Linked DNA regions of Homo sapiens: region 2 is linked to region 1. A link is an interaction called in ENCODE POLR2A ChIA-PET data of the cell type or tissue named here. Cell type or tissue: PC-3. All regions are shown on one strand. Each heading gives the region's core, and the rest is flanking DNA. Links, peaks and the distances in the headings are about the cores only.

What was found. Peaks named below come from ENCODE experiments on the same cell type or tissue, not always from the same donor. Only the 100,000 strongest peaks of a DNase experiment are listed, where the experiment ranks them.
Region 2: POLR2A ChIA-PET joins it to region 1 with 5 read pairs; 2 of 35 experiments call an interaction of 5 or more read pairs at or near these places.

The regions. Positions count from the first base shown.
Region 1 is chr17:61,801,140-61,818,337 of GRCh38, forward strand. BRIP1 (BRCA1 interacting DNA helicase 1) reads right to left here. Exons shown (of 20, transcript NM_032043.3): 7 at 7,328-7,618; 8 at 114-335. Among named protein-coding and RNA genes, the nearest start is that of BRIP1, 54 kb to the right of the region's middle. RefSeq lists an enhancer at 14,619-15,641. In PC-3, for the core only: no CTCF peak of the experiment used is centred there; a DNase peak (open chromatin) is centred at 4,482.
Region 2 is chr17:61,705,624-61,722,821 of GRCh38, forward strand. It overlaps BRIP1 (BRCA1 interacting DNA helicase 1), which reads right to left. Exons shown (of 20, transcript NM_032043.3): 17 at 10,328-10,440. Among named protein-coding and RNA genes, the nearest start is that of NACA2, 120 kb to the left of the region's middle. In PC-3, for the core only: no CTCF peak of the experiment used is centred there; no DNase peak of the experiment used is centred there.

The DNA of each region.
Region 1 (17,198 bases), core at 1-8,000:
ATTTATTTACATAAATTAAAGCAAAAAAAATTAAAACATCTAAAAGCTTTTACATTCAACATTTACATCTCCATGAGTAGGAAGAAGGTTCTCATTTTTACACATATACTCACACTTTCCCTTATTTGTGCATCTAGAAGATAGTTGTAGGGACAAAATATGATGTCAGCATCTTGTATTAGTTCTCGGGCTGTGTAATATGGACAGGCCTTTAGTTTCTTCCCCAGGCTGACAAGTTCTTCTATATCCCAGGCTTTGCACATCCCTTGGAAAGTCTGTAATGTGTGCTGATCACTAATTTTATGAACTCCATGATAAAAATAGCAGGATTTTCCCTAGAAACAAATATGCATAACTGAAATGTGAACCAATATTAGCATAGAAGGAATAAAATAAGCTTATCTCAGAATTTGAGGAACATCATTAAAGCCACAAGGCTAAGATTTTACTGGCTACGCCACCACACCTGGCTAATTTTTTGTCTTTTTTGAGACAATACCATAGCTACAATCACAACGAAGTCTGGTTGACTCAGACTTAGATAGAAGTCCAAATCGGAAGAGCTCCAAATACCCTAAATTAACTTGAAAAAAATTTCTTTTAAATATGTTTGTTATGCCTTTTTTTTTCTGATTAAACTGATGTTAGGCATGAAATACTTCTGAAAGGATTCACAAAACAATGGTATCACTGGTTGCTTCCAAGGATGAGAATTAAGTGACTGGGCACAGGAGTGAGAGATTTTTCTCTGTAGACCCTTTTGTACCTTTTCAACTTTGAGCCATGTGATAGTATTTCTTATTCAAATATAAATAAGAAGGAAGGAAGGTAAGTAGGTAGGTTGGAATGTCCTAAGGGGAAAAAAAGAAAGTAAGAGTATTCACTACAAAATATTCAGGAGTACCAAAAAAAGCCTAAATTATCCATAATTCTATTACACAAAGAATGCACTAGAAACATTTTGGTGTATTTCATTTCATATTTCTTCTATACATGTGTATATAAGGATATCTCTACAATGTGACCCAATATTAAAATAACAAGAACAAGCAAGGCACGATGACAGGTGTGAGCACTTTGGGAGGCTTAGGCAAAAGGACTGTTTTAGGTGAGGAGTTTGATACCAGCCTGGGCAATGTAGCAAAACCCTGTCTCTACAAAAAATAAAAAATTTTCTAGGATTGGTGGCGTACATCAATGGTCCTAGCTACTCAGGAAGCTGAGGCAGGAGGATCACTTCAGCCCAGGAGTTCGAGGATGCAGTGAGCCATGATCAAGCCACTGCACTCCGGCCTGGATGACAAAACAAAGCCCTATCTCTAAATAGTAATAAAAACAAGAACAAAGCAAATGTTCCCCAGGCATTGAGGATTATTAACAATTCAGCCACAATAAACAAAAATTTTTATAAAGCATATTCCCTTTGTTTTCTTCTGTCTAGCGTATTAAAAATCATACAAGGAAAATCTTGACATCACTAAGCATCTTTTCGTTGCTGCTCATATATGTACATTGAATTAATGTGCCATAGCTGATGAACCAGTTTTCTTATTACTGGGCTTATAGACTGTTACCAATTTCTGCTTTAGACATAAGGCTGCAGTGAGCATTCTTATGCTGGTTTCTAAATATTTTCTTAGTCTATATTTTTAGAAATGGCATTATGGGATCAGACGCTACAAGGTATTTTTAAGTTTCTTGAAAACATATAGTGAAATTATCCTCCAGAAAGTATATATTGCTTTGCATTACCCTTTTCCCACATCCTTATCAACACTGGTGTTATCTTTTGTTATCTCTATCTTAAAAGTAAAAAATAGAATCTTGTTTTGATTTGTATTTTTTATAGTTTCTAGCAAAGTTTAACATAGTGTTGTATGAATAGTCTAACAAGGTTCAATAGTAATTTGTGTTTCTTCTTTTATGTTATCTACTAATGCCCTTTGCCATTCTATTACCTTTTTTTTTTTCAGAGATGGGAGTCTCACTCTGTCACCTGGGGTGCAGTGGCACGATCCAATCTTGGTTCACTGCAACCTCCGCCTCCCAGGTTCAAGCAATTCTTGTGCCTCAGCCACCAAGTAGCTGGAACCACAAGTGCATCACCACATATGGCTCCTTTTTTGTAGAGACAGGGTTTTGTCATGTTGCTCAGGCTGGTCTTGAACTCCTGAACTCAAGCGATCCGCCTGCCTCGGCCTCCCAAAGTGCTGGGGATTACAGGCATGAGCCACTGCACTCCACCCCATTCTATCACTGGAAATAAAAAAATTTCATTACAGGCTGGGCACAGTGGCTCATGCCTATAATCCCAACATTTTGAGAGGCCAAGGCCGGAGGACTGCATGAGCCTAGGAGTTCAAGACCAGCTGGGCAGCACAGGGAGACTCAATCTCTACAAAAAAACAAAAAAAATTAAACCGCAGTGAGCAGTGACCACGCCACTGCACTCCAGCCTGGGCAACAGAGTGAGATCCTGTCTCAAAAAAAAATACTCATTATGTGCATTAATAAAAAAATAAAATGTTTGATAAAACCCAGCCCTAACAAGTGTCTCATATACTATTAAAAATGTACAAAATTAGAAAAGTATATATATTTTTAGTAGAAGTATAAAATTCTAGTAGTAGAAGTACATAGGCAATTTGTCAAAAAACTACCAAAATTTAAAATTTTACCATTAATGTGAATAGATGTACCCTGTACTGTTAAATAGCCAAAAAATTGAAAATTAACCAAATGTCTACCCATAAGGGACATGTTAAATAAATTATGGTAAATTAATACAAAAACTTTAGCCCTTAAAAATGATTTAGATTTGTCTATGTGTTGATTAGGCTCTCTATGTTAAGTGAGAAAAACATGTTGAATAACGTGTATAGAATGATTAAATTCATGTAAATTGCTTTTTTAAAGAATATGTGCACATACATTATAGCAAATACATTTTTTAAACATTCTGGTAGAATAGATATATAAAATCTTACAGTAGTTACCTTAAAGGATTAAGGAGATGGAGGATCTAGAAAAAGCCTCTCTTTTCATTTTCTAACCACATACATGTACTACTTCTCTTTTTCAATTGTCATTGGAACTAAGTGGTAGAATAATGGGCCACTTTTATTTTAATTAATTCTACTATTTATTTTAAAACGATTTTGAAATAAAAATATTTATTTTTCCTAGTTTGCTATCCTTAACAAAAAACAACCATACATAAAATATATAAATTATATCAGGGATAAAAGACTTTGAGGCAGCTATATACATATGTGTGTGTGTGTGTGTGTGTGTGTGTGTGTGTGTGTATGTGTGTGTACATACACATACATATATACATATGGGTTCAAGCACTTCTCATGCCTCAGCCTCCCAAGTAGCTGGGATTACAAGCACGCATCACCATGCCCAGCTAATTTTTTGTATTTTTAGTAGAGACAGGTTTTGCCATGTTGGCCAGGCCAGTCTTGAACTCCTGACCTCAAGTGCCCACCTCAGCCTCCCAGAGTGCTGGCATTACAGGCATGAGCATCATGCCCGGCCAATGTATTTTTTACAAATACATAATAATTTCCCCATATATATATATTCAAAATATTTTTGTCTAATAATTATTAAAATTATAAAATATAAAAATAATTAGTCTAACAAGGTTCAGCAATAATTTGAATTTCTTCTTTTAGGTTATCTACTAATGTCCTTTGCCATTGTATTACTGGAAATAAAAGATTTCATTACAGGCTGAGCGCACTGGCTCATGCTTATAATCCTAACACTTTGAGAAGCCAAGGCAGGATGAAATGTCTCTCTCTTTCTGTGTGTGTGTGTGTGTGTGTGTGTGTGTGTGTGTGTGTGTGTGTGTAAAATTAAATTGTATTTGTATACGTCTGTATAATAAATTAAATTGTATATATATACACACACATATATATGCATATATATAATCTTTACATGTATTTTTATCTATGAATTATCCAAAAGGAGAATCCGTGTTTTCAAAACATACATACATCAATACATACACAAATGTATCTAGATATTGCTAGAAACAAAGTAAACCATAAGAGATTCATAACCTATAAAAGAATGTCAGCAAATCAAAGGACAAGACATGAATAGCTGAGGACCAGTTCTCCTAAAGCTTTGTATTCAGCCATGTTAAAGGATGATACCTGTTAGTCCTCCAAAGTATTAAAAATAAAAATTAGGAGGAAAGGACTCATCTAACTATATTTATTTAGGCCATTTTCTACATTATTTTCACTCACTTTCTCTAACCTCTACTGTTCTTATTCTTCATACTGTGTCAACTTCTCCCTACCTCAATGCCATCTTTGGATTTTGTTTCTAGTGTAACCAAAATAGCAATGGATGAGGAATCAGAAAATTTGGGTTCTGGTCCCTCCTTGCTAATTACTTGTCTGACTGAGAAAACTCCAGGGCCCATTTTTCTCATGTGACTAAGCATCAAAAGAATATTTGAACCAGAAGGCTTGTAAGATTCCTTCTGACTCACTGACTATATCATCTCTAAAATTCCTTCCAGCTCTAAAATTCTGTGATTCAGGTAAAAACGTGTCAATCATCTTTCATACTCTCAGTTTGATACAGACTGAGTTTAATAATAGGACATTCACCATTTCTTCATTCCAAGCTTCTTCCATACAATTCTGAAAGCTTACCTTTATACAAAATGATCACTAAAGTGCCTTTAGAATCTATGACTATGAGCTATTAAGTCTCATTTTAACCAAAAAAAGATATATATCTAAAATAATATTTCAGAATTGTCATTCCTGACTCTAGTTAAAATTATTTTTTCTTAACTGAAACAAAAATTAACTTTTAACAGATAAGTGCATACTTTTCCAGTATAAGGGCACTTTAGTAAAAGAAACAATGAACAAAAACACATGTGCCTTGGATCAAGCCAAAAAATCAGAAAGTTTACACTTTAAGGGCAGTTAGAATGACACCCCTCTGCAGGCTGACAGCAAAACCAGAAAAGCTCATCCATTTTAGCAGTGTAACACAACCCTGAGGAAGTCTGTCAATTGAAGTGTTATCACACTTTAAACACTTCCATTCAAACTGTCAGTTATCTATTTATCATTTCGCTTTGGTAATTCAGTCAAAGTAAACACAGACACCTATGGTGACTTTGTAATTGCCCTTCATTACAATACCAAATTACTAACAGGGCTTGAGAACAAGAAAGAGGATGTTCATGTATGCCCGTGAGGTAAGCATTCTGAGGCAGAATTAGGTCAAGACAAACCACAAGCAGATATCTTCAATTATTCATATTACTAATATTAAAAAATAAAATACCTGTTCACTTTAAGACAAACTAAAGGCCAATGAAAAATTCGGAACATTGAAGTCTACTGAATTCCTTTTTATTTTTACATGATTCAAACTTATGAGTAAAGATCAATAAAAACGTAACCAGCACTGTAGGATTCTAGGTTACACAAAATGAAACTGTCTGCCTTCAATACACAATCTTACACTTTATCATTGCTTTTACCAATGTATTTTACCAATGTATGTTTTTGGTTGGTTGGTTGTTTTTGAGACAAGAGCCTTGCTCTGTTGCCCAGGCTGCAGTGCAGTGGCGCGATCTTGGCTCACTGCAACCTCTGCCTCCTGGGTTCAAGCGATTCTCATGCCTCAGCCTCCCAAGTAGCTGGGATTACAAGCATGCGCCACCACGCCCAGCTAATTTTTTGTATTTTTAGTAGAGATGTGTTTTGCCATGTTGGCCAGGCCAGTCTCGAACTCCTGACCTCAAGTGCCCGCCTCTGCCTCCCAAAGTGCTGGGATTACAGGCATGAACCATCAGGCCCAGCCAATGTATTTTTTACAAATACATAATTAATTTCCCCAATAACAAGTAAAACAAAAAAAGATAAAAATATGGTGACAATGCCAGCAAGTCTTCTTGCATAGGCTATATAGCCAAAAAATAAATTTCAAGCATTTGAGGAATTCAGCAGATCACTTAGTCACTATGGAAAGCAGTCTACTTATGCATGAAATTCATGGAGTTTTACCATAAAGAGCTTTATTTTATTATTTTTGAACACCTGACACTTAATACTTTCATCTCTCCTTGAAGAGAAGTTTTTTAATATACAGAGTAAAGGAATTTCACAATTCCTCAGTTAGTTAGAAATAACTCTTTGGAAATAAATATGACTGTAGGATTTCAACAATGACTTTGATTCAGTAATTCTGTATTCTCTCCTGGCTCGGAACAAGTCACTCAAGTTTTGCCATTGGAACACCTTACTACTTATACTTTATAATCTCGTTTGAATATCTGTTAAAGTATCTTTTGACCATCCCTAAATAAAGTTTAAATAAATTTTCATCTATAAAAGAGAGTATTAAGGAAGAAAAGCATAAAACAAAATAATTCACATTATATGGTAGGGGGTGATATATCAATGAAATGAAACTCTGGGGGCTATAGCTCACAGTTTTTTGTGTAGAACCAACTCTAATAAGATACTAGTGAAAAACAAAACAACTCTAAAAATATATTAAAATATCATTGGTCACTTCATAGTAATCAATTTATGGTTCACTGATTTGGGGGTATAATTTCATACTTGCAACTTCAATTTTAGAGTAAACTAATTATCACACCAGAACATAGGCTCCCAAACTAATACTGCCAAAAGAAATTATTTGAAAGTCATATAAGTCTTTAGTAAGAAAGAATTCTCTATTTCCACCAAGCCCAAATTCATATTATTCTAATTTCCCTGGAAAATTTCAAAACCACCAATGACATCTTTTGAAAGTTAATAATTTAGTATAACTTTTAAAAGAGGGGTTTGTATTTATCAGAATTATGAGGTGGGATAATCATTATATTTCTCATTCAATTAAGAAAATTCAAACTTTGCCCAGACAGCCTAAATAAACTATCTGCTTTTGAAGTTTTTAAGTATATAAAGTATATTAATTAGATCTAATTAGACTAAACCATTTAAACACTTCTATCTCCTCATATGATATCATCCAAGTTTGACTATTTTTGGTAGCAGGATTTAAAAGAAGAAACTAAGATGTCTGACTACAACAGAAATTAATTTCAAGGAATTAAATATCCCAAGCTTTAAGACCAAATCCCATACTTTAAAACTTGACTAAAGATTTTATTACAGGAAAATTGTTTTTTAAAAGATATCAATACTAGCAGTTAATTTGATTTTCCGAAGTTGATTATCACTAAAATGTACATATAAAACACATACTGAGTAATTTAAATATTTTCAGCCTTATTTTTTCTCTAACACAAAATAACTTTACTCACGTTTTTCCCATCTAGCAATTCCATGCACTTCTCATTTCTGTTGAAGTTACCGACTACCTCAGGATGGACACAAGTATGATCCCTGCTGGAAAGAATAGTCATTGGAACCCCTGAATATGCCGTCCTCCGGAGCTCTCTAGTAATCTGAGCAATCTGCTTGTGTGTGCGTGTCCCAAAATATATTTTGGGTATCTTGGATTTCCCTGTATGATCCTTCTTAATGGTATTCGATGACTCTTGACTGTTTCCTTGTTTAGTAGAACAACAGCACCTAGAACAGTGGCCAGGGGGCTGTAAGAAAGGAAAGAAACGATAACTAATATCTAAACTACCATAAAAAACGTTATCAAACCTCACATGGAATCAGAACCTGTAAGTAATGAATCACAATGGTCAAATAAAGAGAAATAACAAGAAATTATAGTATCTAAAACTTGCCATTAAAGAAAAAACTACAATTTAAAATTGGTCCTCATTCTTTCTTTTAAAAGTTATAAATGATATTTCCAAATTTGCATTCTTTCCAACATACCACTCTAACTCTCCAATTCCAAATGTTTTGAGTACATTTTAACTCTCCTCTTTCATAAATTATAAAAATGATAAAACAAAGTAGGAACAATTTTAATTTTTTCTTAGGCTTCATACGAACTTGTGATATTATAGTTTAGAGTTAATAGTTTTGTTCACAGCATAGTTCATTCAAATATTCCTTAATACACCAATGCTTTTGAAGCACTTTTAAATATAGTTTACAAAAGAATAGAATTATCAAGTTGAATCTAAAGGATCACTTAACAACTTCAAAAAGAGAAAATTCTTCTTTAGCAAAGGTACGAAAATAAATGCAAAATATTAATATTTAATAATGAAAGCAGGTTGCTTGTGTGGAACAAGTATATCTGAAATTCAGTTACCTGTCATGGAGTGTAAACCAATCAGTAAAATTATCATCCAGGGTAGTTTTTCCTGGACAATTTCACTTGTAACTCAGTTTCATAACTGAAATAGTTATATAAATGTCTCTTTAAACAAACCATATGGAACATCAGGAATATAGTCTACTTAATTTACCTGATTTTTCTCTTCTGTTTCCAAATTCTCAAATACTAAAAAAAAAAGTTTAATGCTATATATTAGAACTCACAGGTTCTTAATAACTACTTCCTTCTAAGTCTCAATTATTACACCAAATGACACAGAACAAAGTCTCATTTTAGAGAAATAGTGTAAAATGGTTAATTTATAGAAGTGGTCATTGATGGGGAGGGAAAAAAGGTAAATAGCATTGTAACTTAAAAGACTGTGTGCTAAAGAGTTTTAATTTAGTAGAACAAACACTCTACTTGACTGTTTTTTTTTATTATTGTAATCAGTAAGATTAGCCTTCATAAACAAATGCTAAGTCATAGCATGTTACACCACAATACTGGGGATGAAGCTGTCTTTTAGCCTCAACTCAGTGGAAAAGCAAGTTCAAATTACTCCCAGTCTCACTCAACCTTGTCCGCCATTAAATATTACAATACATGATAGAATGGATGTAAATGTGACCCTTCTGGAGCTGTCACTCACTGGGATAAAAGGTTCACTGATGTGCCAAATAAACAGTCAGTCAAAGCAGATAAAGTTACAGCCATGCTGGAATTGTTACATTCTCCTCTCAGGTTGCCAGTAACAGCAGATTTCATTACAGAGTGCTGCCACATTAAATAGCCAGTTCCAAATATCCTGCCTTCTATATTGAATAATTACTTATTCACTAAAAGGATAAAAAGAAGAGTTATGAATGGGGCTCTTGTCAACAGTGAGGCAGGAAACAGCTGACATGTGGTTTATGTTACATATGTTGCAATATCCAACAATTTACGGTCACAGAGAAAATGGAATGCAAATTATATCATGATATTTCTGACTGAATTCTTTTTGGCTTTTGCAATGATCACATTAATCAATTAACATACAAAAAGAATTAAGGTAACTCAATTAGAATTAATTTACTTTTTCATACCATCAATTTTTTCCCTCAATTATACTATTTCTCTTCCTTATGATACAGTTAAATTCATGTGAATACTAGAATGCTATGGCCCAATGCACTGTTATGTACTATATAGATACATTCTATCTAAGCATAAAAGTAATCCAATAAAGTAGCTTTTTCTCAAGGCTGGGAAAACTTACTTTTTGATGTTACACTTTTCAACATCAATTCCACTTAAAGCTTTACCATCTACTCCCTTTAATTTCACCTTTTCTCTTGGTCAAAAAAATTCAAACAATAATACAGAAATATTTTTTAAAAATCAACTATCCCATCACGAATAATTTAGTGTATAACTTACTGACCTTCATATATACATATCTTTCATATCTTTTTTTCAAATAGAAAGGGATGCTATTATACAGTTTTACAACTAGATACTTTGTTTTCAAAGTTTTTAATTTTTAAAAGGGGTGAATTTGGCACAAATAATTTAATGTTCTACTTATCTTTAAATGTTACACTAGTAGTGGTACTAACAAAAGCAAAAGATCAAGAACTAGTCTCAGAAAACTTTTCTCACTAGAGTGACTTTAGTTAGGACTTGAAATCTGTTTTTTCACTCCATAATTCAGAATATTATAAACCACAGCTAACTTTATATTAAATGTTTTTGTTTGTTTTTTTAAGTTGTAAAGTAATATGAACAAATTATAACATCTATGAACTTAAGTAGACTCCTCAAGAAGATGGTTTTCTTTTTTTGTTTTTCTTTTTGTTTTGCTTTTTTTGAGACAGACTTTCACTCTTTTTGCCCAGGCTGGAGTGCAATGGCATGATCTCGGCTTACCACAACTCCATCTCCCAGGTTCCAGCAAGTCTCCTGCCTCAGCCTCCCAAGTAGCTGCGATTACAGGCGTCCACCACCACGCCTGGCTAATGTTGTGTTTTTATTAGAGATGGGGTTTCTCCATGTTGGTCAAGCTGGTCTCGAACTCCCGAAATCAGGTGATCCGCCTGCATCGGCCTCCCGAAGTGCTGGGATTACAGGTGTAAGCCACCATGCCCGGCCAAGAAGATGGTTTTCAATAGGTACTTAGGCAAGTAAGGTATAAGGTGGAAATTAAAAGTTAATTCTTTTCCCTTTGCATTATTAAACAGGAATTATTTCTTCAGAAGCAATCTTCTATTAAAGTTTCCATTTAAAAGATTCGGTACAGGCCGGGCATGGTGGCTCACATCTGTAATCCCAGCACTCTGGGAGGCCGAGGCACGTGGATTGCTTTGGGTCAGGAGTTCAAGACTAGCCTGGCCAACATGGTGAAACCCTGTCTCTACTGAAAAAACAAAAATTAGCCAGGCATGGTGGCATGTGCCTCTAGTCCCAGATACTCGGGAGGCTGAGGCAGGTGAATCACTTGAACCAGGGAGACGGAGGTTACAGTGAGCCAAGACCACGCCACTGCACTCCAGCCTGGGTGACAGAGCAAGATTCCATCTCAAAAAATAAATAAATAATAAAAGATTTGGTACAATCATATTTGAAGACAGAAAAACTGATTGTAGTAATATAACAAAGGCTTCAAAAAGTCACTTATAACAAAAGATAATTACCTGTACCAAAATCAGCAACTTTCAATGCTCTAAGAAAACTAGAGGAAGGATCCTGATGCCAGCAGTGTCAGGAGGTCAGAATATCCCCCAATCAAATTACCAGGCTAATACTTTATGGCCTCTCTCTGAAACCCTTTGACCCAGGGGTCTTAAAACAATTAGATGAATAAAATTAAATAATTTTGTATCTCTTATTGAGTATTTTTCCTGCTAACAAATGATCATGTTTATCTTTCAAAAAGACTTTTTTATTTTCCCTTTGCTGTTTAAATTGACAGAGATTTCCTTTTCTCCAGGAAACTAGAGAATAAATTTTATAATATTCACTCTCATCCAATAATATATCTGAAAATCAATACATAAGACATGGGGCTTTCCAAAATCTGTAAACTCTAAGACCTGTAAGTGGCTACACAGTGCCAGAACCAAACTCTTTAAGAAATGGCTTCTTCTCCAAGCTAGAAACTGTTCAGAGTCCTTTTACTTCAAGAAAAGGCAAGAAAACCCAACCCAAGTAACTGCAAAAATATACTATCATTAAAAAAAAAAAACAGGAGATACATGTGGATGTGACAGCTATAATATTTCCATGTGCAGTAGCCAATTGTTTAAAAATACATTTCAAATCTACAATTATCAAAACTGTTCTTAGAACATCAGCAACCAAGGATTTTCAGAAAATTTTTCTTGTGTTTAATAAATTATATTCCCTCTCTTGTTGTATTATATAGAGACATGTCTACATTCTTTCAAAGATGAAGAGTTCGAAGATTTGATCTTGAAAGAAAGATGAATTGCTGAGTCCTTGCCACTGTTCCTTTCACAAGCTATAATTATAAGTTCAAACGGTAACATACCACAATGTCAACTTCTAAAGATTTATAACTTTCTCCAAACTTTCCCTACCACTCACACAAAAAAATACTATGCCTAAATACCTGAAAAATGAGCATAGCAATTAAATATTTTTAGAAATGGAAAATGATAAAGAAATAGGAACTAATTTCATTGCCAAAGAAGAAGTTCCTTTGCTAACTGTAAATCAGGAGAGATTCTCAAAGGAGACTACAAATTGAATTTCAAAAGCAGGCAGGAGTACGAAAACTAAGTATATAAAGAAGTAGAGAGAAAAAGAGAATGAAGAGAAACCTGTTTGAGTGAAATAAAAGGAAAACTAGGTCAATGAAACAGTAAAAAAAAAAAATACAAAAACTTGTGTTCTTCCATAACTTTCCACATGTGCATGTATTGTCTTTCCAACCACACTGCAAATTCCTTGAAGACAGAAACTATGTCTTACATTTCTTTATATAGCTCATTCATCGAGAGTGGTGTTTTGCACATAACTGTAACTTAGCTTTTTTTAAACTGATGAATTATGACTAAATGTCCCTGAACCAAATACTGTACCCATGCATTACAATTAAATCTGACAGATGCTTAAATGATGTCCTAATTTGAAGTGCTGCACATATCAAAAAGATACTTCAAAATCCAGATTAGCTTTTAAAGGAAAAAGTACAGGACAATTACTATTTTTCAAGGCCAAAAAGAAAAACCATCTTATGCTAGTATTTTAGTCGTGACAAACATATATCCCAATATTTTCATTAGTAATAATACTGCCATTTTTAAGCCTGTCCTTGTGCTAAACATTTTTCATCTAATATCCCATTTCATTCATTCATTGACTCAAGAGACATTGGAATCCCTATATATCAAGCCACGGAGAAGACAATGACAAGGATCACCTCATCTTACTGACAAAGAGAGCTTCATTCTTAAATTGTTCTACAAAGTGTAGTTCTTGGAGTTTATCACACCATTTTCACTCATAAACCAAGGAATTGTTTAAAGTTAGTTATATTATTTTATGAATGCAATTACAAAATATTCCTAAGTATGATCTTCATAAAAATTGTTTTAACTTATTAGTTGACATTTAAATCAAATATGTTATAACAAGATCCATATTATGTCCCCCAAGGGAAAAATAAAAAACACAAACTTTCAATTAATAGACTCTTTAGAGCAAGAGTCAGCAAAAGAGCCAGACAGTAAACATTTCAAGCTTCAAAGGCTATATGGTCTCTTCTTCCATAGGAAGATATCTTTTATGATCGAAATGTAGAGAAGGATTTCCTAAAACAATAAACCAAAAACACAAATGAGTGAAAACACAGCTTCATTAACATGTTAAACTTCTATTTAAAGATACATATTCCTTAAAGAAGGAAAGAAAAATAGGTAAAAAGGGGGCACAGGCTGACAGAAGATACTTGCAGTGCTTACAGTCAAGTGAGGATCAGTATCTACAACATATAAAGAATTCCAATAAATCTATTTTTAAAAGACAAACCCTACAGAAAACCAAGAACAGGCAAATCACAGAAGAGAAAAGCTGAAAGGCTAATAAATATCTGAAAAGATGTGCCATCTAATGTACAGCTTCACTAGTAATTAGGAAAATGCAAATTAAAACCATAATTAGATTCCATTTCCTATCCACCAGATTGGGTACTGGAGAGGATATGAAGAAACTCTTATTCACTGCTGATCGAAGTATAAATTGGCACAACTACTTGAGAGCAAATTGGTGATCTAGTGAAATCAAAGATACATATACCCTTTGACCCAGCATGACACTGTTAGGTATACATGCTAGAAAAACTCTTGCACATTAAGACAGATACAAGAGGAATATTAATTGCAGCATTGTTTTAATAGTGAGAAAAACAAGCTACATGTATCAACAGAAGGAATGGATGAGTAAATTGTGGGCTCTTTCCAATCAATGGAATAATATTATAATGAAAATATATGAATGACAGTTGTATGCATCGACATCGATAAACATGAACAAGCAGTTGAACAGGCTGAGTATGGCTTAAACAAAATTGTATTTTCCCCATAAAATTCTAAATAAGTTGATGATAGAAATAAAAATATAAAACTTCAGGTAGAGAGTGAGGAATCAAGACTATGGAAGATAATCTTAAAAGCTAACAATTGTCATGAAAAACATACCTGAAAAATGCTAGAAGTGCTGGAAAAAAAAAAAAAAACCCACAGTAAATATACTCTGTTCTGGTTTCTCCTCAGTTGTTTCATACCCAGCAGAATAGCTTTCATCTTAACACCTCCTCCTCAAAAGTTTTCAACCTAATTTATTAGGAAATGGGTTCTCAAATTAGGGTCCATGGGCTATTACAGATCACCCAGAAACTACAGACACAATTTTGTGTGCATTTTTAGAAAGTGAACCCCTAACTTTAATCAAGTGCTCAAAGCAGATTGTGACTGATTTGGGTTAGGGCTTTATTCCAGAATTTATATCTGGTTTTTTAACGAAAATCAAATGGAAACAACATTTTCTTTATAACCAAATTAGCCAGACATAGTTATTCTGTAAAGGAATAAACAACAGCCAAGAGAATTTCATAAAGTTTCCTCCACTGCTTCTGAACTCATTTCTATTTTAATGTTTGTTAATTACCTAATATTAACATAAGGCTAAAATACTCAGTTCACTAATGTATATTTCTAACTTCATTTTACAGATAAAAAAGGAAATTCAGAAGAATTCAAATTCCCACAAAATACACAATAAATTTGTGGAGAAGTTGAAATTCATAACCTTAAATCTTTAAAGTGAAGCTTTAACAGGATTGTTTTCATCTACCACTTAAGCAAAAAAGCAAAACACTGCCCTTTATTTCAAAAAGTCATGCATATGAAGAGCTAGTGGTAAAAGGCCAATGAACATAGAATTATACTACAAACTTTGAGACATAAAAAAGGGTTTTTTAATCTTTATCAACCATTTGCTGTTGTCCAAGCCATCTAAACAGGTACTGAATGCCCGTTGTGCAAAATCTCACATTAGCACACACTCTAGTAAGATAGCAAAAGTAACATAACTATACCTTTTCAACTATTCTTTTTTTAAAAATTCAAACAGTAGTAGTACCCTACTGCCACCGTTTCATGATTAGACTGCACAAAGCAGCTGTTTATCCACTCACAGCAACCAGCAGGTGAACCTGATTCAATATTTATCACAGGCTTTCATAGATCACTGCTAACCAAGCAAACGTTTTAATTAAGCTGGAACTTGCTTCAAAGAGCTCATTCAAGATGTCAATCAGCAGGTAGGGGATCAGATACAGTGTCAGGTGAGAGTGTGTAATACAAATCCACAACTTTCTTCATCCCATCGCTGTAAATTAGCCTGCTCTAAAGTTCAGACTCTGATTGTAACAGACTGCCAGTCTCCTGGAATGTGTAACTGAAGTCACTCAAATTCTATTGTGAAGGTTGTAAGCAATATGTTAAACTGCAGTGGGCTAGCACATTAAGACAGATCCTTTTCACGGTTGTTTTTTGATACCATAAGTGTTTGTTACCCTACTCTCCACTTACTGTTTACTTTCTTGCCTAGTGTAAATGGGAATTCCTTAACACAGTTGCTCCAGTTTCTGAAAAGTCTGTGTTTCAATAGAGTAAATCAATAAGAATTATCAGTTTAAGAACAAGCATATCATAAAGATGACTGACCTGCTATAAAGCAAAAATTATCCTGGTATAATAGAACTTTACATAGATGTGATTATAGCAATGAGTCTCAAAGCAGTGATGAGTCACACCGATCAACTTCATGAGAAAAACCCAGGGTGTTTATAAAAAATAAAAAGGGGAAAAAGAAGACTCAAACGAGCAAAATGGGGAAGTGGGCGGGTAGGCGGAAAATATCTTCTTTAAATAAGAATGCCAGCTAAGAATTGTAAATAAAATGATAGAATTTTAAAAATCACCATTTTGCAACTTTCCTGTACTAACTGATTCAGGCAAGTTACATAAATGGATGCTGAAATCTTTCAGTGAAAAGTTATTAGGGAACAGAATATTGACAAAGTCTCAAAATATCACCCCACAGATTATTCATTAATTACAAAAGGAAAATGTACCTTTACAATGAAGAGACCTGGCAGTGACACTCTAACCAAGTGGTGAAATTCAGCATCAATGGTATTGAGACTAACTGGCTTCATATGCCTCCTGATATAAGAAATATACTCTTGTGCCCATCTTCAATAAAACTACATGATTATTAAATCCAAACAATCAAGACATGAATCAAAAAGAACCTGGGAATAGAGAAACTGTGGTAAAAAGACATATATGTATTATTTAGTCGGTGAAAATTCATCCAATTGTAATTTATGATATGTACACTTGGTTATAGATTGTATTTCAAAAAGGCTTTTAAAAAAAACCCTATCTCTTGAGATTGCAGGTAATTTTTACTTTCTCCTTTATGGTATTTTTCAAACTTTCTTCAATGAACCTTTTAAAATGAGAAAACAATGCTATCCTATCATGTCATTTTCCACATATTAACCAAAATGCTATAAACAAAACATATGACATAGAGATTTGTGCTTCTATGGGCTTTAAAAATTAAATGGTTATTATTACATACAAGTCTCTAAAGCAGCACTACCCAACAGGATTTTCTGTGATGACAGCGTATTTGATATCTGCACTATTCAATATATTTGGCATTAGCCGCATGGGCACTTGAAATGTAATTAGTACAACTAACTGAATTTTAATTTTAATTAATCAAAAAACATAAATACATGTGGCTAGTGGACAGAATACATTTAAAGTATTATCAGAGATTCTAGAAAACCAATGGTTATTGCAGGTGCATTGTATGTGTGAGAAATTCTCTTCGTAAATTCAAGTTAGAAAGGAAAAAGCAAAAGTACACTGTAAAAATTGTGTGCTCATAGGTAAAAATGGGTTCTGCAGGTTGCAGCTCATGAAAACTGGGTTCACAATTTTTGTAGACTAGTAAACTACTTTTCTTAATCTTTTTTGTTCTAATTTTTGTCTGAATTCCAATCAAAATCCCAGCAAGATTTTTTTTTGGGTAATCTAAATTTAATCTTGAAAATAAATAAGTGAGAATAACCAAAACTTTTTGGAAAAATAAGATGGGGACAGGTGTGATCTCTCACACCTGTAATCCCAGCACTTTGGGAGGCCAAGGCAGGCATATCACTTGTGCTTGGGAGTTCGAGACCAGCCTGGGCAACATGGCAAGACCTCATCTCTAAAAAGGGGGGAGGGGGGGGAAAGATGGGCAAGTAGGGTATATATTTCTATAGATGTAAGAATTTCAAATATATGATAAAGATGCTGTATTAGGCACCTCTATGGACATGTGTCCACCTACTTACTCTGAAATCATCTATATCCCCTGCT
Region 2 (17,198 bases), core at 2,944-10,943, 93 kb before region 1:
CTTCATAAGGTAGAAACTAAGATCAATGATTTGAGGATGTTTTTTCCTAAAATAAGCATTTAATGACATAAATATCCATCTGAGCACTGCTTTAGCTGCAGTCCTTACATTTTGATATGCTGTATTTTCATTTTTGATCAGTTCAAAATATTTTCTAATTTTACTTGAAACTTGCTGTTTTGCCTGTGGATTATTTAGAAATATGCTGCTTAATTTCCAAGTATTTGGACATTTTTCTGTTATTGATTTCTAGTTTAAACTAGATTACTAGTTTAATTCCATTACAGTCAGAGAACATACTGGACTTGAGTTGGCTAATAATGTTGCTCAAGTCATCTATATCTTTATTAGTTTGTCTACTAGTTCTGTTATTGAGAGGAATTTTGAAGTTTCCAAGTATAATTGTGTATTTTTCTATTTTTCTCTTCAGATCTGTCAGTTTTTGCTTCATGTATTTTGAAACCCTGTTTTGGGGTGCATACACATTTATGATTCTTATGTCTTCTTGGTGAATTCACCCTTTTATCATTATGTAATGTTCTCTTTTATCCCTAATTTTGTTTGCTTGGAATTCTACTTTATCTGGTATTATACAGTTACTTGAGCTAGATCATTGGTATTTTGAATTCTGGTCTCCTTTCTTAATCTACCTGCTAGTGTTGACTTTTCAGAGTTCTCAAACAGCTACTCCACATATTCTGTCTAGGTTTTTTAGACTACTAAATATGCTTACTTCATCTTTTCTAGGACTGAAACGCCCAAACTATTTTTTAAAGTTAATTTTAGCTTTGTAAATTTTAACTTTTATCAAAGAAACACGAACACATAGTTTTATGTTTTCAATGAAAAACATAACTGTCCTTTCCCTACCCACCTCCTGTTTACAATTCCCATTCCTCAGAAACAATTACTTTCAATATTTTAGGTAGATCTTCTGGTTATTTATCTCCATATTTCTAAGGAACATTGATCCTACTACTACTTCTTGGTTTTTGAACTTTAGAACTTACGTACTGATTCTCTCCTGTGGAAGATGTTTATTTCTCTTATACCACTGATACTTCACCATCCCTTCCTGGGAATATTAACAACTGAGTCACATAGTGCACTATAATTAGATTTCCTTTATTGTACAAGACTTTTTGCCTTCCCTGGAGTTAATAACTGCCTCTTCTTTTTGTGGATTAATTTTTAATGTTTTCTGTCATTAATTAATCCCCAAACCATGCCATAGCTGTAAAAATTCTTCCAAGTATGGTCAAACCTTCTATCCTCTGAACTCAATTTAGACTACTTGCTGCACTGTTATCATTCCAGAGTTTTCCTTCCTGGTTGTTTTAGGAATTATCTTTGCCTCTATTCTGGATTGGAACCCTAGTTCCCTGCATCCTTGATATTCCTTTTTAAATTTTTTTTTTTTATTTTGATGGAGCACATCTTCCAGTAACATCCTGAGAAAGTGTCCATTTGAAGCAAATGTTTTAGGTCCTTGTATGTTGAAGGCTTTATTTTGTCTTATAGTTTATTGATAGTTTGGCTCATGTAGAACTTAAGTTACAAATCAAAAATTTCCCTAAAATATTTGAAGACAATTTCTTCTATTTTTTTGGTTTCAGTGTTGCTTTTCAGAAGTCTGTTATGATTCTGATTCTCTATCTTTTGTAAGATAGAGACCTGTCTTTTTGTCTTTGGAAGATTTTAAGACTTTTTCTTTATCCCCGGTACTTGGAAAGGGCACAGTGAAGTGCTTTGTAGCTTTTCCTCCTTTACCTGTGCCTGAGTGAGCCCCTTCAACCAAGAAATCGTGTTACTCAATTCTGAGAAATTTTCTTGAGTTATTTCTTTGAGATGTTTCTTTCCTTTATTTTTTCTGTTCTCATGATCTGAGCCTTCTATGTATCAGAAGTTGGTTATTGCATACTGATCCTCTAATTTTCTAGTTCTTCTTTCCTGCTTTCTCTTTTTGATCTGGAAAATTTCCATTTTATCTTCCAAGCCCTATTATGCATTTAAAAATTGTTGGTATCATGTTAATTTCTAAGCACTTTTTCTTATTCTTTTGTTCTTGTTTCATGGAGGCAATATGGTACATCTCTATGGATATTAAGATTTTTTTTTGAAGATTTCTCCTATCTGGGGGTTGGCAAACTATAGCCTATAGTGCCTACAAAAATAGCCCATGTCTTGTTTTTGTACAGCCTCCAATGTGTAGGAATGGTCTTCACATTTTTTTTTTTTTTTGAGAAGGAGTCTCATTCTGTCGCCCAGGCTGAAGTGCAGTGGTGCAATCTCGGCTCACTGCAACCTCCGCCTCCCAGGTTCAAGTGATTCTCCTGCCTCAGCCTCCTGAGTAGCTGGGATTACAGGCGTGCGCCACCATACCTGGCTAATTTTTGTATTTTTAGTAGAGATGGGGTTTCACCATGTTGGCCAGGCTGGTCTCAAACTGCTGACCTCAAGTGATCATTTTTAAGAGGATTAAGGAAAAAACAAAAAATATGTGACAGAGACTGTATGTAGCCTGCAAAGCCTAAAATATACACAATAGTCCCCCACAGCCACAATCTTGCCTATGGTCAAAGTTACTCACGGTCAAATGTAGTCCAAAAATATTAAATGGAAAATTCCAGAAATAATTCATACATTTAAAAATGCATGCCCTTCTGAGTTGCATGATAAAAATCTCATGCTGTCCCACTCAGGATGTTAATCATCCCTTTGTCCACCATGTCCATGCTGTATACTCTTTTTGCCCATTAGTCACTTAGTAGCCATCTTGGTTATCAGATAGAAAAAACATAGTATACGTAGAGTTTGGTACTATCCATGGTTTCAGGCATTTAGTGGAGGTTGTGGAATCTATCTTCTGTGGATAAGGAGAGACTACTGTACTGTCTGGCCCTTTATAGAAAACACTGGCCAATCCTTGTTCTAGTCTGTTGTGTTGTTTCTATTTTCTCAGAGTTCTTCTGCTGTGTTTTTGTTTGCTTTGTTGGACTTGTTTTGTTGTTGTTGTTTTGGTCTGTTTTTCATGTTACAGACTTTCTTTGACAATCTGGTGAAGACTCTGCACTTACTTAAGAGTAAGGCACTAAAACACTGATTGGCAGCTCTGAATGTATGGGTAGAGCTTATAGGCTGGGAAGTTTGCTATAGGGTAATTTGGCAGGAACTGGGCCAATTTGTAGATATTTTCTCATGGGGTGGTCAGTTTCCCTAAAAAGGAATTCTACACGCTTGGTAGATGTAAGACTGATTGTCAGCCTACTCAGAGCTGAAAAGAAAAGGGGGGTGGAGTTCTCACATTCAGTATGTAAAATCCCCGTATATAATATTAACCTCCATCTTTAATACGTCCTCAGCTGTGCCTGGTGTTGAAGAATACAGAGTCTCTGTTGTTCAACCTTTCCAGAAGTAAACCTGGGTGAGGGAGGAGGCTAATTGTTTCTTATACTAATTTGCAACCAAGCCACCTGTTTTTAAACCTTACTTTCATTGACATTTTAGATTGCTCCAAATCCTAGGCTTTTTCATGCATAAATCTGAAAGTGCTTGTTGACTATCATCAATGTAGATTTAAATTTCAGCTTTCTCTTGCCTGCTAAGTCATTCAGTCATTCGGCTGTTTTCCAGTGTTCAAAATGTGTTGATATCGCTTGTCTGTCACTGTCTCCTCTCTCTCTTTGTAATATTGTAGGTTTGACATTTTCATTTCTTTATTATCATAGGATTTTGAGGGGGTGAAGAGTAACATAAATGTTCAATTTTTCTACAAAGACAAAAAAAATCTAAATTTTATAGGGCATTATTTTTTGATATTATTTTAAAGTAACCTATAGGCTCCAAGGCAACAGACCATAACACTGGGAAGGATAGGAAGAAGATTAATATTGTCAATACTACAGAAGAGTATTGAAAGTCAATGGAAAGTCAGTGTGCCACTGTATTTTGGTTCCAGTTTGATTTATGTTTAAAGCATTCTATGGTATGGTAGAAAGGTATTTCTGTTAATGAAACAATTCAAAGAAAAAAGATTTCACCTTTTCTTTTTACCATTGTTTTCAAACTGCCTTGCTTAAATGAATTATGCCGGCTTGAGACAAAGATTATACTTTCAGTAAAGCAACAAAGACTAGTTAGAAAACTCATAGTGCAGTTGTAACCTGGTTGCAAAACCATCTTGTATGTTTCCAAAGGCTGTTCTTGTATTTCATAGACTTATATTACTTCAAATACTCTAACAGTCCCATGTGTGCTTAAAAAAATTAACATTAAAAGGAATCCATTGGTTTCTGCTTACTTTAGATCTTCTGTATCCCTTACAAGAAGAGTGCCTCAGAGTATAAGCACCTTTTCTGTCAATCAATATACATTATGAGTTTTATTAAATAACATAAAACATTTGCTTGGTCTTTATTTTTTTAATTTAAAAAATTTTACTTATTGATTGGTTTTAAAGGGTAAGTTCCTTTGTAACAAATTATTAATTATTGACATTATTCCCTGAAAATCAGTAAAATGATAGCTGGGCTCTCCATTTAAAAAAATTAATAAAATTCTAAAAGTACAGTATTATATATCAATACTATAAATACATGATTTTTATGATATTCCAGGAAAGCATGTTTTGAAGCTCTAAAAGCTCTCTGGGCAATGTTGTATGGCAGGAAAAAGCACTGAACCTCACATTTTTCACTAATTCAACAAGCATTTGAGACTTAGTTGGTTGCTGAGAATGTAACAACGTAACACATGTTCAAGGAAGAAAACAGATAGGCTATTACAATACAATGAGATATGTGCTATAATACAGATAGCAACCAAAATGCTATAGGTTTACTAAGGTATAAATAACTCTAGTTGGAGAAGTTTTAAAGGTCCTCATAAAGGACATGACTTTCAATGAGGTTTTGATTGCTAAATTTGCCAAACGAATTGTATGATAACTTATAAGCCAAGGCAAAGCATAATGAAAGAATATAGCATGTTTGATAGTTTAATACTGACATACTTATGTTTAATAGTGAAAAATTCGGTGGCTAGAGGTAGAGGATAAGGATGAAAAAGCAGGTATTACAGTTTTAGAAATGGATGGGAACAAGATGTAAAGGGCCATTTAGTAGCCATGTGGCCTTAGAAAAATAATTTAATTTCTCACAACCAGTTTAAAAACAATTCAGGCTGAGGCAGGTGGATCATCTGAGGTCAGGAGTTTGAGACCAGCCTGTCCATCATGGTGAAACCCCGTCTCTACTAAAAATATAAAAATTAGCTGGGCATGGTAGTGCGTGCCTGTAATCTCAGCTACTCAAGAGGTTGAGGCAGGAGAATCGCTTGAACTTGGGTGGAGGAAGATGCAGTGAGCCAAGACTGCACCACTGCACTGGGCGACAGAGCGAGACTCCATCTCAAAAAAAAAAAAAAAACAAACCCAAAAAAACCCAAACAAACAAACAAAAACAAAGCAAATCAAATAAAACATCAAGTAGCAACATGCATTGCTACTGGAAGTGATTGGTAGAAGAATCAAATGAGATAATATATGTGGAGAAGGTTTGTAAACGAGAAAACCACATACAAATATGACTTCTGTTTCACATGGTTTCTTGAAATTCAAGGCATTGCTTATACTAAAAGGAAGAAAAAAATCAACTGAGCTAAGAATACTTATTTTCCGCAAATTGAGTATAATGACTAAAAGTCAACAATTTCAAAAATATATTCAAGCGCCCCTAGAAACTATTAGCTGAATATTAAAATTCAAAAAAAAAATGTCAATCAGCAGGGAGACACAAAGTAAGCAGATGTGATGCTTCAATAACCTTCAGTGCAACTTGATTCCAAGTAAAATGGGATTTCTAGGGAAAAAAGGGGAGCAGGATCTCTGTAGCTTAACCATAGACCTGAATCACTCAGTTTGAAGAAAAACACATGCAGAATACCATTCTAAAATGATGGGGAGTGGCTGGGTGTGGTGGCTCACGCCTGTAATCTTAACACTTTGGGAGCCTGAAGCAGGAGGATCACTTGAGGCCAGGAGTTCAAGACCAGCCTGGCCAACATAGCGAAACCCGTCTCTACTAAAAATACAAAAATTAGCCAGGCGTGGTGGCATGTGCCTGTAATCCCAGCTACTCAGGAGGTTGAGGTAGGAGAATCGCTTGAACCTGGGAGGTAGAGGTTGCAGTGAACTGAGATCGCACCACTGCTCTCCAGCCTGGGAAACAGAGCAAGACTCTCTCAAAAAAAAAATAATAATAATAATAAAAACAAAAATAAAAAATAAAATGATGGGGAGTACAGTGGGTGACATGTTCTAGGGCTTAAATCTAGTTGTTGTAGTCTTATGTCTAAGCTATACACAAATACACATAGCTTATGTATTTGTATATATATACATATAGCTATGTCTAAGCGATACACAAATCTGAACCCACATGCCATCTGGTTTACAAATGGGCTAATGTAAATACACAAGACACCAGAAAAATAAAAATTTTTTATTTGACTGGTTAAGATTATGATTAGTTGTGGGACTTCTGGTTGAAGTGCAAATATGTCAACTGATCATGTTTTCATGATTTTACTCTTAACCAATTTCTTTTTTTTAGATGGAGTCTCCCTCTGTTGCCCAGGCTGGAGTGCAGTGGCGCAATCTTAGCTCAACGCAACCTCCACCTACCAGGTTCAAGCAATTCTCCTGCCTCAGCCTCCCCAGTAGCTGGGACTACAGACACACACCACCATGCCCAGCTAATTTTTGTATTTTTAGTAGAGACGGGGTTTCACCACGTTGACCAGGCTGATCTCAAACTCCTGACCTCAGGTGATCCACCCGCCTCCACCTACCAAAGGGCTGGGATTACAGGCATGAGCCACCTCACCTGGCCCAACCTGTTTCTATGAATTATCCAAATGCCTTACAGCTTCACTAGGAAATAAATAATTACATGGTGAAGTTAATTAAAATTTCATAGAGAATATAAAATATTAATTTGTGGGCCGAATGTGGTGGCTCACGCCTGTAATTCCAGCACTTTGGGAGGCCAAGGCAGGCGGATCACAAGGTCAAGAAATCGAGACCATCCTGGCCAACATGGTGAAACCCCATCTCTACTAAGAATACAAAAATTAGCCAGGCGTGGTGGTGCGAGCCTGTAGTGCCAGCTACTTGGGAGGCTGAGGCAGGAGAATTGCTTGAACGCAGGAGGCAGAGGTTGCAGTGAGCTGAGATTGTGCCACTGCACTCCAGCCTGGCTACAGAGCGAGACTTCATCTCAAAAAAAAAAAAAAAAATTTAATTTGCACAAAACCTAATTATAGCATTTACAAATTAGATGTTGATGCCCTACAATATGAAATTAAGGGATAGTAATGCACCACATAATGATGTTTCAGTCAGTGTGAAGTGCATATATGATAGTGGTCCCATAAGATTATAATGGAGCTGAAAAATTCCTATCACCTAGTGATGTCACCATTGTAACATTATAGCACAATGCATTACAAGTGCTTGTGGCGATGCTGGTGTAAACAAACCTACTGTGCTGCTAGTCTTATAAAAGTATAGCACATACAATTATGTATGGTATATAATACTTGATAATGATAATAACTGTGTTACTGGTTTGTGTATTTACTATACTGTACTTCTTATCACTACAGTGTACTCCTTTCACTTACATTAAAAAAAAAGTTAACTATAAAACAGCTTCAGGCAGATCCCTCAGGAAGAATTCCAGAAGAAGGCATTGTTATCACAGGAGATGACAGCTCCATGCATGTTATTTATTGGTCCTGAAGACCTTCCAGTGATTCAAGACATGGAGGTAGAAGACAGGGATATTAATGCTCCTGATCCTGTGTAGGCCTAGGATACTACATGAGTGTTTATGTCTTCATTTTTTTTTTTTTTTGAGATGGAGTCTCGCTCTGTCGCCCAGGCTGGAGTGCAGTGGGGTGATCTCGGCTCACTGCAGCCTCCACCTCCCGGGTTCAAGTAATTCTCCTGCCCCAGCCTCCCAAGTAGCTGGGATTATAGGCACCTGCCACCACATCCAGCTAATTTTTGTAGTTTTAGTAGAGATGGGGTTTCACCACGTTGGCCAGGTTGCTATCGAACTCCTGACCTTAAGTGATCTGCCCACCTTGGCCTCCCAAAGTGCTGGATTACAGGCTTCAGCTATTGCGCTCCCCATGTCTTCATTTTTAACAGAAAAGTTTAAAAAGTAAAAAAATAAAAAATAAAAATTTCAAAAATAGAAAAAGCTTATAGAATAAGGATATAAAAATTATTTTTGTACAGCTGTATAATTTGTGTTTTAAGCTAAGTGTTGTAAAAGAGTCAAAAAGGTAAAAAAAAAGATAAAAAGATAAAAAGTTTATAAAGTAAAAAAGTTACAGCAAGCTGGGCACAGTGGCGTGTGCCTGGAGTTCCAGCTACTTGGGAGGCTAAGGTGAGAGGACTGCTTGAACCCAGGTGTTCGAGACCAGCCTGGGCAACATAGCCATACCTCATCTCTCAAAAAGAAAAAGTCAGAATAAGCTCAGGGTAATTTATTATTGAAAAAATAAAAATAAATAAATTTAGTATAGCCTAAGTGTACAGTGTTTATAAAGCCTACAGTTAGTGTACAGTAATGTCCTAGGCCTTCACATTCACTCACTACTTGATCGACTCACTCAGAGCAACTTATAGTCCTGTAAGCTCTATTCGTGGTAAGTGCCATATACATTTGTACCATTTTTAATATACTGTATTTCTATACCATATCTTTACTGTACTTTTTCTACACTTATATACTCAATTACTTATCCTTGTGTTACAATTGTCTATAGTACAGTAACATGCTGTATAGGTTTGTGATCTAGGAACAATAGGCTATATCATATAGCCTATATGTGTAGTAGACTATACTATCTAGATTTGTGTAAGTACATTTTATAATGTTCCCACAACAATACAATTGCCTAACAACTCACTTCTCAGAATATATCCGTTATTAAGTGATGCATGACTGTATAAAATAATGATTTAAAAATGAGTCTCACAAAGCACAAATCTTAATGGGCAAGAATATTTAGAAGTCGGAGTATCATGATTAAATGTTTAGTTGGTGTTAATTCTTTAGGATCACGATTATAGTTTGTTTTAACCCTTCTTCAATGATTTGCTAATTTTTTTTTTTTTTTTTTTGAGACATGGTCTGGCTCTGTTGCCCAGGCTGGAATGCAGTGGCATGATTTTGGCTCACTGCAACCCCCACCTCCCAGGCTCAAGCGATCCTCCTACCTCAGCCTCCCGAGTAGCTCACATCTGTAATCCCAGCACTTTGGGAAGCTGACGTGAGTGGATCACTTGAGGCCAGGAGTTCCAGACCAGCCTGGCCAACATAGTGAAACCCCATCTCTACTAAAAATACAAAAATTAGCTGGGCATGGTGGCGCACGCCTGTAATCCCAGCTACTCAGGAGGCTGAGGCAGGAGAATTGCTTGAACCTGGGCGGTGGAGGATGCAGTGAGCCGATATCACGCCACTGCACTCCAGCCTGGGCAACACAGTGAGGCTGTCTAAAACAATAATAATAATAATAATAATTAATTATTTTATTTTTTCTTTAATTATTAAATATCCTTCAGTTTCAATGTTATCCTTCAACATTATCACTATACATAAAAGGCACAAGAAAATATAGATTGTAATCACATTGTTATCTAAAGCTTACAAATAACATTAAAATGAAAATGATTTTTTTTTCTGTCAGATGTCTTCTTTACATAGAAGCAGAATGAAAAATTGTGCAACTACAGAAGCTCACTGGGCAGTAAAATAGATTTTGTTTCTATTTGATGATATTTTAACAGATACACAGATTCCGTACTGAAAGTACACTTTCAAATAGAATATCTCCTCACACTGGCTGGTATATCAATTTTCTTCCCTGACATTTTGGGGGAGGTGAGGAGAGAGGTCTGTTTATCTATAAAATTGTTATCTGAGCTTTGATGTTCACAAGACAAAACTTTTTTGATTTGATAAGCTTTCTTTAATATTTACTGAGCATCTTTGTGTGCTATTCATTGTTAGATCAATCACAAAATTTCTTTAAACTTTAGCAAATTGTGAGTTTTGTTTTGGGAATAACTTATTCTTCTTACTCTTTTCAAATTCTACTTGTGACAGCTATCATTGAATACATACCAGTTCCTATGGTTCCAGTTAAATAAAATTTTACCAAGTTTATTATAAAGAGTAAAGTAGCAAGACTAGATTTATATATATAGCCCTGTCACAGATAATATTATATTAAATTTCACTCCACTTACCTACCAAGGGCCTGGTTTAAGGCCCTGTATGCTTGAATTTCATACCACTGACGGCCAGGTAGAAGACCTCTCAATTTTGAATGGTGGTCATTGTATTGTCGTTTTAGTTCAACCTAATAATTTTAAAATATATTTAAAAAATTAGTAGATAATTAAAGCTCATTTTAAACATCATATTAACTTCTAACAGTTTGAATATACATATTTTTAGGGTAGAGATTTTATTTTGTTTTTCAGTACTGATTTTTTTCGTTTCATTTAAAATAGTTTTATTTAGCTTCACATTCCTTAAATTACCTAATGCATATAACTAATCAGCTGTGTGATCTCAAGCAGTTTTATTGAACTTACATTCATTAAATCCACACAATTTTCAGTGTACAAGTAGGTGAGTTTTGACATATATAGTAATGTAACCACCATCATAATATAGAACATTTTCATCACCCCCAAAAGTTCCCTCTTATCCCTTTATAGTAAATTTCTTTCTTCCACTGCTGGCCCTGGCAACCACTGATCTGCTTTCTGTTTTGCCCTTTATAGAATTTCATATAAATATTATCATATACTATGTAATGACTTGTGACATTTTTCATTTAATATACTTTTAGAATTCATTCATGTTGAAAGGTTTATGAGTAGTTCATTCTTTTACGTTTATCCAGTCTGGTAATCTCTGCTTTTTAATTGCAATGTTTAGACCATTTACATTTAATGTAGTTATTGTTATGATTGGGTTTAAGACTACCACCTTGCTTCCCCCCTACCCCCCCAATCTGTACCATTTTGTTTTTATCTTTTGGATCAATCAAGTTCCCCCCTCCCCCCATATTATTTCCACTACTGGAAATAATATGCTTCCATATTATTTCCACTACTGGATTATTAGCTATGTCTTTGTGTGTGTGTGACTCCTCTAGGGTTTATGATATACATCCTTATTAGTCTACCTTAAAATAATATTTTACCACTTCACATATGATGTAAAAACAATACCACAATATACTTCCATTTCCTTTTATTGTCCTTTATGCTATTGCTGCCATACATTTTAGTTTTATACATGCTATAAACCCATAAAACATTTTGATTATGCTTTAAACAGTACATTATCTTTTAATTTTAAATAAGTTTATAATTTTGAAATAAGTTTAGATTTACAGAAAAGTTCCAAAGATAGTACAGAGATTCCTTATACCCTTTACCCAATTTCCCCTAATGTTAACATCTTATATTACTATAGCTCATGTCAAATTAAGAAATTAACATTAGTACATTAGTATTAAATAATCTATGTATTTTATTCAGATTTCTGTTTTGTCCCAAAAGATTATCTTTTAAAATATACCGTATTTACCCACAGATTTACCATTTCTGGCACTCTTCATTTTCTCACGTAGATTTAAATTTCCATCTGGTATCATTTTCCTTCTACCTGAAGAACTTTCTTTAATATTAGTAGTGCACGTTTGCTAGCAATGAGTTCTTTCAACTTTTCTTTTTCTGAAAAGACTTCACTATCTTCATTTTTAAGAGATTGTCCCACTTGATCAAGAATTCTAAATTGACAGGTTTTTTCTTTTGTTAAAGACGGCTTTTCATTGTTTTCTGATTTGCATAGTTCTGAAGAAAAAATATGCTATTGTCCTATCTCTGTAATGTTCCCCTTTCTTTTAGCGACTTTGGATTGGATTACAGTGTGCTGTTGTGTGTATTTTGCTTGCGTTTTTATTAAGCTTCTTGGACCTGTGGGCTTATAGTTTCTATCAAACTTGAAAAATTTTCAGCCATTATTTCTCTAAATATATATATTATTCTGCCTCGAAACTCTTCTTCTTAGACTCCAATTACAACTATATTAGACTACTTTATATTACTCCACATGTCACTGACCCTCTTTTTTTTCACTCTACACTTCATTTTGGATAATTTTTATTTATAAGATTTCAAGTTCACCAAATTTTCCTTCTGCAGTGTCTAATCCATCCAGTGTATTTTTTGTTTCATATAGAGAGATTTCACATAGGTATTTAAAAAATAGCTTCTGTTTCTCTTTTCAGTATGCTTATGTTTTCTGCTATCTTCTTTGAACTTACAGAGCATAAAACATAAGATATTTTAAAAATCCTTGTCTGCTAGCCAGTTCTAACATCTCTGTCATTTCTGGTTTTGTTTCTATTGATTGATTTTCCTCTGTATTATGGGTTAAATTCTCTTCTTTGCATGCCTGCTAATTTTTGATTGGATACTAGACATTGTGGGCATTAAGTCAGTGGTTACTGGATTTTGCTGTGAATGCAATTAGGGTACTTGGAACCAGTTCATTCTTTGGCAGCTTTGTTAGGGAAAGTCAAGAGCAGCCTTTAGTCTAGGGCTAATTTATCCCCCATACAAAGGTGAAACTCTACTGATGATTGTTTCAAGTACCCCATGTGTTATGAAGTTTTTCTCTTCTGGCTGCTGGGAACTCAAACTATTCCCAGACTTTGTAAGCACTAGGAAGTTTTCTGCCTACTCATTTCCCTGGCCTTATGTAGCTTCCTCTCATGTATATGCCAATCAGTACTTGACCAAAAACTTAAGGGGACGCCTATGCAGATACCTGGAGCTTTCTCTCTATGTAGCTCCATCCTCTCTAGTACTCTACCTTGCAAATTCTAGCTGCCACGGACTTTCCCTAAACTTTATCTCTTTAACTCAGTGTGACCACTGAGCTCTGTTTGAGTTTATTCTCCCTGAACTGTGGCCTAGTAATTGTCTCCAGGTAATAATCTGGTGCAATTGTAGTATTCCAGGACAAGTATATCAAATGGTACAGTTGTCCCTTGGTATCCATGGGTGACTGGTTTCAGAACTTCCCTCAGATACCAAAATCCATGGATGCTCAAGTACTTGATACAAAATGACTTAGTATTTGCATAACCTATGCATATCCTCCTTTATACTTTAAATAATCTCTGGATTACTTTAATAGCTAATATGATGTAAAGCTATGCAAATAGTTGTTACATTGTAGTGTTTAGGGAATAATGACAAGAAAAAAATCTGTACATGTTCAGTACAGAAGCAATTTTTTTTCAAATATTTTTGATTCACACTTAGGTGAATCCACAGATGCAGAACCCATAAATACAGAGGGCCAGTTGTGTATTTTTGTAGTAGAAGCCTAAATAAAGATATGTGGAGTTACTTTCTTGAAGGAAATCATTATATTGAAGAGACATTGCCCCCCCCCCATGTTTATTGCAGCACTATTCTCAATAACCAAGATATGGAATCAACCTAGGTATCCAACAACAGATAAGTGGATAAAGAAAATGTGGTATATATACACAATGGAATACTAAACAGTCATAAAAATGAATGAAATCCTGTTATTCACGGCAACATGGATGGAACTGAGGACACTACCTTAAGTGAAATAAATAAAAAACATAAAGTTAAACACCACATGTTCTTGCTCATATGTGGAAGCTTAAAAATGTTAATCTCGGCCAGGCACGGTGGCTCAGGCCTGTAATCCCAGCACTTTGGGAAGCTGAGGCGGGTGGATCACAAGGTCAGGAGATCAAGACCATCCTGGCTAACACGGTGAAATCCCGTCTTTACTAAAAATACAAAAAAATTAGCCAGGTGTGGTGGCAGGCGCCTGTAGTCCCAGCTACTCGGGAGGCTGAGGCAGAAGAATGGCATGAACCCAGGAGGCGGAGGTTGCAGTGAGCCAAGATCGCACCACTGCACTCCAGCCTGGGTGACAGAGTGAGACTCTGTCTCGGAAAAAAAAAAAAAGGTTAATCTCATAAAAATAAAAAGTAGAACAGAGGATACTAGCAGATGGGAAGGGGAGAAGGAAGGGAGGGATGGGGAGATATTTGTTTTTTGTCTTGTTTTTTTGAGAGACAGGGCCTCAGTCTGTCCCCCAGACTGGACGGCAGTGGTGCGATCATGGCTTACTTCAGCCTTGACCTCCTGGGCTCAAGTGATTCTCCCACCTCAGCCTCCCAAGTAGGTTGGACTACAGGTGTGTGCTGCCATGCCTGGCCAATTTTTTTCTTTTTTAATTTTTATAGAGATGGATTCTTGCTATGTTGCCTATGATGGTCTCCAACTCATAAGCTCAAGAAAACCTCCCACCTTGACCTCCCAAAGTGCTAGGAATACAGGCATGAGCCACTGCGTCTGGCTGAGATTTGTTAAAGGATATAAAGTTACAGCTAGATAGAAGGAATAAGTTCTAATCTTTTATACCACAGTAGGATGACTATAGTTAACAATATTACATCATTTCAAATAACTAGAAGGAGGAGATTACATGTTCCATACACAAAGAAATGATAAATGTTTGAGATGACAGATACGCTAATTACCCTGATCTAATCAATAAACATCATATGTATCAAAACATCACTATGTACCCTATGAATATGTACAATAATTATCTGTCAACTAAAAAATAAAATAAAGAGTAAACTTCTTGGAAACATTTTAGGCTTTCAAGATATATTAACAAAACTTATACAGCAGTTCCCTCTTATCTGCAGTGGTTTAAGTTAACTGCGGTCAACTGTGGTCCAAAAATATTAAATAAAAAATTCCAGAAATAATTTATGTTTTAAATTGCCCACTGTTCTGAGTAGCATGATGACATCTCATGCTATATCCTGCTCCATCCCACTCAGATGTGAATCATCCCTTTGTCCAGTATATCCATGCTGTACATACTACCCACCAGCAGTTAGTAGTTACTTAGTAGCTGTCTAGGTCTAATCGAGTGTCATGGTATTGCAGTGCTTAGGTTCAAGTGACCTCTATTTTACTTAATAATACTTTACTAAATTGTAAACCTACTCAAGAAAAAACAAAGTATTTTCCGTGTACTCTATAACACTGTTAACTTTTTCTTTTTTTTTTGAGACAGAGTCTCGCTCCATTGCCCAGGCTGGAGTGCAGTGACATGATCTTGGCTCACTGCAACCTCCGCCTCCCAGGTTCAAGCAGTTCTCCTCTCAGCCTCCCAAGTAGCTGGGACTACAGGCGGCCGCCACCATGCCTAGCTAATTTTTGTATTTTTAGTAGAGTTGGGATTTCACATTGTTGGTCAGGCTGGTCTCAAACGCCTGACCTCAGGTGATCCACCTGCATTGGCCTCCCAAAATGCTGGGATTACAGGCGTGAGCCACTGTGCCCAGCCACTATTAACCTTTTTAAATAAAAGAACATGCTTTAGGAAAGAAAACAGAACAGTACACTTCTGAAAAGCAGCTTTCAAATTGGGAGGTCAAAAAATTTTATCTTACTGTAAAAATAAAATCTAAGCTTTTTTTTTTTTTTTTTTTTTAACACGGAGTCTTGCTCTGTCACCAGGCCGGAGTGCAGTGGCGCGATCTTGGCTCACTGCAACCTCTGCCTCCCAAGTTCAAGAGATTCTCCTGCCTCAGCCTCCCGAGTAGCTGAGACTACAGGCGTGTGCCACCACGCCCAGCTAATTTTTTGTATTTTTAGTAGAGACAAGGTTTCACCATGTTGACCAGGATGGTCTCGATCTCTTGACCTCGTGATCCACCCGCCTCGGCCTCCCAAAGTGCTGGGATTACGGGCGTGAGCCACTGTGCCTGGCCAAAATCTAAAAACCCAAAACCCCACCCTTTTTATTTTACATTCCCTCAAAAGAATCTGTCAAATTTCTAAAATGAAACTTTACAACTAGAATATAAAGGACATATAAAGGACATAGACTTTGCCTTTTTTTTTTTTTTTTTTTTTTTTGGACAGAGTACCGCTCAGTCACCCAGGCTGAAGTGCAGTGGTGCGATCTCAGCTCACTGCAACCTCCACCTCCTGGGTTGAAGTGATTCTCCTGCTTCAGCCTCCCACGTAGCTGGGATTACAGGTGCACGCCACCATGCCCAGCTAATTTTTTGTGTATATATATATTTTTTGTTTGTTTGTTTGTTTTTTAGTAAAAACAGGGTTTCACCATGTTGGCTAGGCTGGTCTCGAACTCCTGATCTCAGGTGATCTGCCCACCTCAACCTCCCAAAGTGCTGGGATTACAGGTGTGAGCCACCACGCCTAGCCAACTTTGCTTTTTTTTTTTTTCTTTTTTTTTGAGACGGAGTCTTGCTCAATCACCCAGGCTGGAGTACGGTGGCATGATCTCGGCTCACTGCAACTTCTGCCTCTTGGGTTCAAGTGATTCTCCTGCCTCAGCCTCCTGAGTAGCTGGGACTACAGGTGCATGCCACCATGCCCAGCTATTCTTTTGTATTTTTAGTAGAGAGGGGGGTTTCACTGTGTTAGCCAGGTGATCTTGATCTCCAGACCTGGTGATCCCTCTGCCTCGGCTTCCCAAAGGGCTGAGATTACAGGCATGGAGCCACTGCCCCCAGCCCAACTTTGCTTTTTAGGGCAACATAAGTAGTAAATGATAACATAACACCATAGTAAATATTAGATGATATGTTAATACCCTCCCTGGAAATTCAGCAATAAAGCACATGATAATTAAGACTATAAGAAAAAGTACTTTTAAAATTCTGTCCAGCTGGGAAAAATATATGTATTTCCTACCTATCTCTCAAAAATGTAACTAAAGCAGCTTCTCTTCTTTAACAATATTTTCCTCAAAGAAAGTTGACATCTACTTTGTCAGACATAATAGCTTATGTGTTTTCAAAATTTCCTACACCATGGACAGACTGATACATTATAGTGGTCACTGTTCCGAAGACAACAGTTGCTCTAGGACGTATTAGTTATAAATGGAATATTTAGAGTGAATGTAGCAACTATTAGATTAAATAAAATTATGACTCCTTGGTCTTCTATTTTTCATTAACATAATTAAAATTTTCTGTATGGCTACATTGTT